Linked DNA regions of Homo sapiens: region 2 is linked to region 1. A link is a contact called in ENCODE Hi-C or POLR2A ChIA-PET data. All regions are on one chromosome and are shown on one strand. Each heading gives the region's core, a stretch centred on a gene start or an enhancer-like site at or near the end of the contact. The rest is flanking DNA. Distances are from core to core; before and after follow the strand shown. Region 1 overlaps TAF1B (TATA-box binding protein associated factor, RNA polymerase I subunit B). Region 2 has its middle 44 kb from the start of TAF1B.

What was found. A loop is a pair of places that touch in the nucleus more often than their neighbours do. ChIA-PET counts read pairs that join two places held with the same protein, here RNA polymerase II (POLR2A). Pooled maps may share reads with other maps.
Region 2: a map of mammary epithelial cell shows a loop between it and region 1 (7-fold over the local background). The contact joins two enhancer-like sites. A Hi-C loop is called at or near these places in 1 of 168 maps with a recorded cell type or tissue (mammary epithelial cell) and 3 of 50 pooled maps. POLR2A ChIA-PET finds 5 or more read pairs at or near these places in 7 of 52 experiments (A549, MCF 10A, PC-9 and 3 more).

The regions. Positions count from the first base shown.
Region 1 is chr2:9,895,440-9,898,895 of GRCh38, reverse strand. All of the region lies in intron 8 of TAF1B (TATA-box binding protein associated factor, RNA polymerase I subunit B), which reads right to left. Among named protein-coding and RNA genes, the nearest start is that of TAF1B, 54 kb to the right of the region's middle. Within about 2 kb of position 1,360, at least 15 of the 41 ENCODE cell types and tissues checked have a DNase peak (open chromatin) inside an H3K27ac peak, as active enhancers do; they include PC-9, where a contact is called at or near this core.
Region 2 is chr2:9,798,091-9,801,597 of GRCh38, reverse strand. No RefSeq gene overlaps it. Among named protein-coding and RNA genes, the nearest start is that of TAF1B, 44 kb to the left of the region's middle. RefSeq lists a silencer at 484-778 and enhancers at 111-946, 947-1,782. Within about 2 kb of position 2,202, at least 13 of the 41 ENCODE cell types and tissues checked have a DNase peak (open chromatin) inside an H3K27ac peak, as active enhancers do; they include PC-9, where a contact is called at or near this core.

The DNA.
Region 1 (3,456 bases), core at 111-2,610:
ACACATGTTAAAGAGGTCATAATTAGAAGTGTAATAAAGCTGGAAATTTAAAAAATTCAGCATATATGAAATCTACAGACATTCAAAATCTATACCACTTGCTAATATCTACTTTTATCTTACACGAAACCTCTTATAAATACACTTTTGGGGGAAATACGGAGTTATTAAACTATAATTATTAAAAATGTAACACCAAGATATGTGTCTACATTTCCCAGAATAAGAAGCCTGCCAGAATCTTCTCCATTAGATACACTGTACTCTGTCAATGACTTACAGAGAGAGGAAGGATACTTCTATCTTTTCAGCCTTGATTTTCACTGTTTTCATATATGTTAAACTCACAGACCAGTTTCTCAATAGATATAGTTCCCAAACAGTTTTAAACAGAATCCTGTTTAAAACAACACATACTTAATAAGGTATAACAGCATTTTGTTTTATACTGACCCTTTGGTTATCTGCTAATTCTACCTCAAATCTTCTGTGGAACAAGGTGGAATAACAAAAGACAGACATAGAGATAAGGCTTATATAATGCACTGCTCAAAGCGTAATCTCCATCAGAATCACTTGCAAGATGCTTACGAAAAACATCTTCTTAGAGCCCACACTATACTTAACTGAATCAATTTCTGACACTGGGTCTAAGAATCTGCAGTTTAAACAAGCTCTCCAGGATATTCTTATGCATACTAAAGCCTGAGAGCCTCTAGAGATTAATGAAATTGCTATGGATCCCCAGAAAACAGAATATGCCGGTTGTAGGAAACAAAAAATAAAATGCAGAGGCTACTTTTCTTGTAGACAGGAGGAAGTGCTCAGATAGTTTTACTCTCCAAGTTTGGAAAGAGAAGCACACATACACATTCCAGTGAGGCTGAGATGATGGTAGCTGGGGGCGGGGTGGGGGGTTGGGGGAAGTGGGCCAGGAACACAAGAAAACACCAGCTGGCTTCTCTCCCTCATGCTGTCTGGGAGGGAAGAGTAGAAATGAGGGAACCTGATCATTATGTTCACTTCAACTTCCCTCAAGTAGATTTGAAACCTGTCAGGTTATTATTCTAATAAAGATTGTACAAAAAATCCCAAGCATTACATGTGGCCTACAGAGTAAGAAGGTGAACAAATCTAGAGTCAGGTTTGAAGATTCTGGGCAGATCAAAACAATCCAATAAGGCCCTCATTTGAAGGTGCTTAAGAAGTGACTGACAGCTCTGGACGAGTCTTTTTCTTCCTTCAACCAAAAGAAACCCAGTTTCACAAAGGGTGTAAGATTGCTCCAAGCAAAATGAATCATCCTGGCTAAGTGCCACGCAGTGGGTTTGGCTGACCCAGTATTACATCTTTTCTTTTTACTCATTCAGGGAGAAGATCAGAATGCTGTTGATCAACATTCAAAATATTGGAGATGTACTTCAGAACAAATTTCCAGTTTCCTCTTTATCCCTTCTTGCTGCGTCTAGTGAGGGATGATGAAATGACTAATTCTTGAGAGGACTGAGAAACACTGCCAAGGACTGTGGTAGAATAGTATCTATGTTACATATTATCTATTTTTAAACTGATCTGTAGGTTTAAAATATATCAAGAAAATCAAGGCTGAAAAGATAGAAGTAGCCCTATTTTAAGTCACTGACAGAATAAATTGTATCTAATACAGACAAGTATATCTAGACCCAATACTTTGGTTCAATCAGTGATCTGATTATTTGGTATGCTGTGAAGAGATGGTGCCCCTGAAAGGTACTAGATTTTCAGTTTATTCTACCAGGTAAACTGAAAGATTTTTGCTAGAAGTAAATAGGGCTTCAAGTCAGCACCATACTCCAGAAAGTTGAGTCACAAATGAAGCAGCAGAAGAGGCAGAGGCAGAAAAAGGAGAAGAGGGTTATCTCCAAATTAATTTAAGTAAATGAAATGAACTGGCTATCTACTTGGGCTCAGGAATCACAACTCAGAAAAAGGAGATGGCTGGAAAGACTAAAATTTAATTTGCACACCTATCTCCTCTCCTGAGCTCTGCTCTGCTCTTAAGTCAGGATAATGGCAGGAAGACTCAGACTCTCATGGCCTGCTTAGAAAAAGAAAAACCACATCAACACTCTCTGTATTCCATGTCCCTCTGCTTTAAGTGAGTTTTGCCAGATTTGTTGTTATTAAGACAGAGGGGCCACTGAAATACTAACAGAACAACTTAATGGAAAGAAAGCTCAGCTGGGATAAAGGTTTGAAAAGGGTTTTTAAAGCTTTTTTTTTTTTTTTTTTTTTTGGTTTTTAGATGTGCTCTCAACTTTCTGGAATAACAAAAATAAAACAAAACCAAACACAGAAGGAAAACAGTCCCCAGCAGCCCACACACAAAACTCCACTGGCATATCTTCATCGCCATCTCCTAGCACAATTGCACCTTTTGTCATTTCTGGTGGAGGTACAGCTGCTGAAGAAGCCAAGACTTAGCGGAGAAAGCTAAGGCATGGAAGGGGGGAAGAAAATGCTTCCTTTGTTAATGAAAAGCCGTTTCCATTTAAAAGTTTCAACATACTATAGAATAGTGAATGCACTTTTGTGAGCAATAGCAAAAAGCACACAATGAAGAAAAGCTGCCTGTCAATTAAATCAACAGTCATCTGAAGGCAACACAAACCTCCTCTTCTTGAAAAAAGAGGGAAGGAAGGGAGGGAAGCAGGGAGGGAGTGTGGACATTTACTACACTTGGCTGAGGATGTGTCTAAAAGGAATAATAAATGTGACATACAGGGCTTCTCGAGTGATACAGGTCCATTTCATTACAATAGTAAGAAATCACAAGTTTAACATGTTTTTTAAAAGACCACAAAGCTACAATAAATTGTTCCAGCATGCATTAAAAACGGAGTGCTTGGGAAAGCATTTTATTGAATTTCACAAATATTACAGCGAGTTTACTTTCCTTCGTGAAGCAATACTTTAAGACAGGTAAGGACAGGCTAGAGTTTCTGTTACACAACAGCAGGCTCCTGTGATAAACCTGATTACAATACCCTGTCAGAGGCAAACTTCCTGCTCAGCTATTTAAAAAAAAAAAAAAAAAAAAAAAGAGTGCAGTGCCTCACCCTTACTTATTCTTATTGTTGTTTTGAGGCAGATTCAACTGAGAAAAAGCTAATGCAAAGTGCACCTGTTAAACCAAACTGTTATCAAGACTCTCCATAACAAAGGAGAATTAACAAGGAATAAAACTATCAGAAGTAATGACAAAGCACTGTAATTATTTATGGAAAAAGAATAAAATGAATTCCACATGTATCATGATGCATAAATAGTTCACCTTGCATTTTTAATCTGCTAGACTTTTCTTAATGACAGTAAACCTACCATGTAGTAGAAAAAATACTTTTTTTTTTTCTTTTGAGACAGGGTCTCACTCTGTCGCCCAGGCTGTAGTGCAGTGGCACAATCACAGCTCACTGC
Region 2 (3,507 bases), core at 953-3,452, 98 kb after region 1:
CGAACACACACACGGCACCCTCTGCCCTAGATCCCCATGTCTGCCATGTTTCTACATCCTCCCCGGGTGCTGTCTGCCCCCACCCACTGAGAGGCCAGCTTCCGGGAGAGCTCAGGGTCAGGCAGTGCCCAGGAAGCCCACCACAGCAGCCCTTTGAGCCCAGGGTGGAGGTTGAGTCTCTGTGCTGTTGGTCACGAATTCTGTTTGGGCTTCTGCGAAGGCATGCCTTGCCCCGCCCTGGAGGTGTCGACAGAGTGGCCGGGAAATTTAGGTCAGCTCTGGGCAAGTCCCTGCAGGTGGGATCTAGTGACAGGAGAGACGGGCCTGGCTGTCAGCCGTGAGCTCTGCTGGGGACTGAGCACCCACTCGGATGACACATCCCCATTTCCTGGGCCCGCCCAGAAACCCTTCCCCTGGAGACAATGCGCTGTGAGTGGGCGTGGGAGCTGAGGAGCCCCTGGACCCAGCACTGCTGTCCGACTGCAGGCTGCCGCTTTGCCCTCATTCCCTGGGGCCTGGACCGGCTCGGCTCGTGGGGCCCCCTGCCTCTGATTCTTCAGTCAGTGACTTCTCTGAAGTGCCGGTCCAGCTGACCTGGGACCCTCTGTGGGATCTCTGCTCAAAGCACAGGCCTCCTGCTCAAAAGCCCCCTCCTCGGAGAGGCCTTCCCTGGCTCCTCAGAGCACTCCGGCCCCTCCACCCCCACCAGCTGCACCGTCCCTTGGGATGTTCACAGCACAGACACAGGCACAGTCCCGGAGGGGGTGGCTACGTTGTGTTTGTTTGATGAGGAATAAATAAATGATGTTGGGTAAACCCTCCCAGTTAGTAGACTCCTCCTCTCACCCCCTGAAAGCTTAGACTAAGGGTCTCTTAGGCTTCTGCCAGTGAGGAGTCCAAAAGGGACAAGAGGCTTCAAAAAGAGGACAAGCCCCCAGTGGACTCCACTCAAGCTGGGCTCCGAGAGGCTTAGGAGGCTTCCAGGTTCCACTGGCAGTGGGTATGAAAATCCCTTTGCTACAAGTATTCTGAAGCCATGCCTGAATTTCTCCCATTCATTCACTCATTCATTCACTCTTCATTCATTCATTCATTCATTCATTCATTCATTCATTCATGCCTGCCTGCTCATCTATGCTTGAGTGGAACAGGCCCAGCTGATGTCCTGTGTGTACCCGGCACAGCTGCCACAGCTCCCAGCCCATCCACTCTGCCAGCCCACCTGGCCCCACAGGGCCAGGCCTGCAGGTGTCCTCTCCCAGGCAGGGGGCAGAGGAGGCAGCTCACTTCAAAGGGCCCCTGGCTTTGCCTGGGTCACAGTCTGGAGCTCCCCACTAAGAGCCGAGAAGCGTGGCCCTACAGAGGGTCCCAAAGCCTGAGGAAGGGAAGATAGGGAACTGCCCAGAATTGGGTAGCACTACTTCCCCATTTTACAGACGAGGAAACTACAACTTAGAGAGAAGAGGTTTCTGGCCCAAAGTCACACAAAGTCAAAATTGGACCCTGGTCAACATGGAAGGGGAGGGAGTGGAAAAGAGATGGCAGGGGAATGGAAGGGAAGGAAGAGAAAAGAAGTCTCTGGAATCGGCATGGGAAATGAAGAGACTCCCCCAAGGCCCTGTCCTCATTTACCCTCTGCGCCTGGCCCTTCCCTGCCCTGCCGGCTGGATGTCCAGGGACCCACCCAGCCCGACCTGCTCTCTGCCGCGCTGCTCACACTCGGCTGCTGTGCGCTCCTGCCCTCTGGTGGCAAGATCTGGAAGCGCGTTGTCACTGCATCCCAGCACCTCTAGAGGGGAAACTAGGAGCAAGTCAGTTCACCACCCACTGTGTGCAAGACACTGAGCTGGAGACCTAGGGAGGAGGGAACACAGCCCCGTTTCTGAGAGTGCAAAGTTTAGGGGACAAGACAGACAGGCAAACAGACCACGGCAACACAATGAGATAGGGACTTGGCTGGGGGAAGCTCAGGTTGTTTTAAACCTAAAACAAGCAGCCCCCAAATCTATGAGGAAGAGCCTGCCTAGCAGAAGGTCCCACCATGCCCAGGAACATTTGGGCAGCACCTGCTCTGAGGGCTCTGGGCTGCCTGGCTGGGGTGGGACAGACCCAGAGTCCTTTCTGATCTGTCTGCAGCGAGAGCCCTGGAGCCAGAGGGGACCCGAGGAGGTTTGCAGGCTGTGGTCTGGGCAGGAAGGAAGGGCTGAGGTCCCCACCCTTCTTCTCCCTTTCTTAACCTAGTGCAGACCCAGCTGAAGCCAGCCTCACAGGGTTAACAAGAACTGCGGACAGTCATATAGCTATAATTAAGCATTCATCAGGCTGTACTTTGACCCACTTCCTTGTAACCAAAAGTCACGTAGCCCTAGGTACGGACAGTTCACATCCCCATGGTTCCTATTGATAGGATCTCTGACCTTAGAATCATAGGAATTTTGTTTAAGAATTGCTTAAGCAGATCCTGAATTCCATCAGAACAGCTGATGCCAACCAGCTCGAAGACCCCCACAGAGGAACGGAATCCGCGTGACAGTGAGGTTTCTTCATCTCCTTGTCCCGTGACTGCACTCTTCGACCAATCAAGGACCTCCACACTTTGACCCACTTCAAAACCCTTAAAAATTCGAGCCCCGAACTCCCTGGGGAGATGATGGATTGGGGGTTTCCTCCCATCTCCTCACTTGGTGGCCCTGCATTGATTAGACCTCTCTCTCTGCTGCAATGCGGCATCTTGCATATTGACTTCCTGCACGGGTCAGGCCATGAACCTATTACGGTTCCAGAGCTTCAGGCTGGAGAGGCAGAGTGACAAGAGGGTTCAGTAGAAGGCTGGGAGCCAGACTGCCTGGGGTCTTAACAGCAATTGCGTCCTCTGGGCTTCAGTTTTCTCTTGTGTGAAAAGGTAATAAGAACAGTGCCCACCTCTGAGGGTCGCCCTGAGGGTTAAACACACTGATACAGAGAAAGTGGGCAGAATGGTGTTTGGCCCATGGTCAGGGCTGATCATATCTGCTCTTGCCAATAATGCCAACTCACCAGCATCCAGCCCTCCTTTCTTTGGAAGAGTTTCCCATCTCACTCTCATGGCAGATAGTACCACCCAGAGTAGGTGCAGAGGCCCAGAGAGAGGAGGTGTCTCACGTGAGGTCACTGGGCGAGCAGCAACTGTGTTGAGCCTGGCACCCAGGCCTCTGGGCCTAGAGGTTGCAGCCTGGATTCCCAGCCCCCTTGTGTACCTTCTGGGCATCCCTGACTTCCGAGTCCCTGAACTGCCCTCCTCAGTGAGGAGTCTACTTTGCTACTTATTAACAGACTCTCTCACAGGACTGCTGGGCAGGTGCAGCCAGTTTCAGAGTCGCAGCATCCATAGCATTTGCTGAAGCATTGGCTACAGGCAACACCTGTATTGCATTTGTCTTCCTGGAAGATAATGAGCTCTAAAGCTTCACTGTGAAAAGTGTGGTCCCTGAGCCAGCAGCATTGGCCTCACCTGGGAGCTGGTTAGAA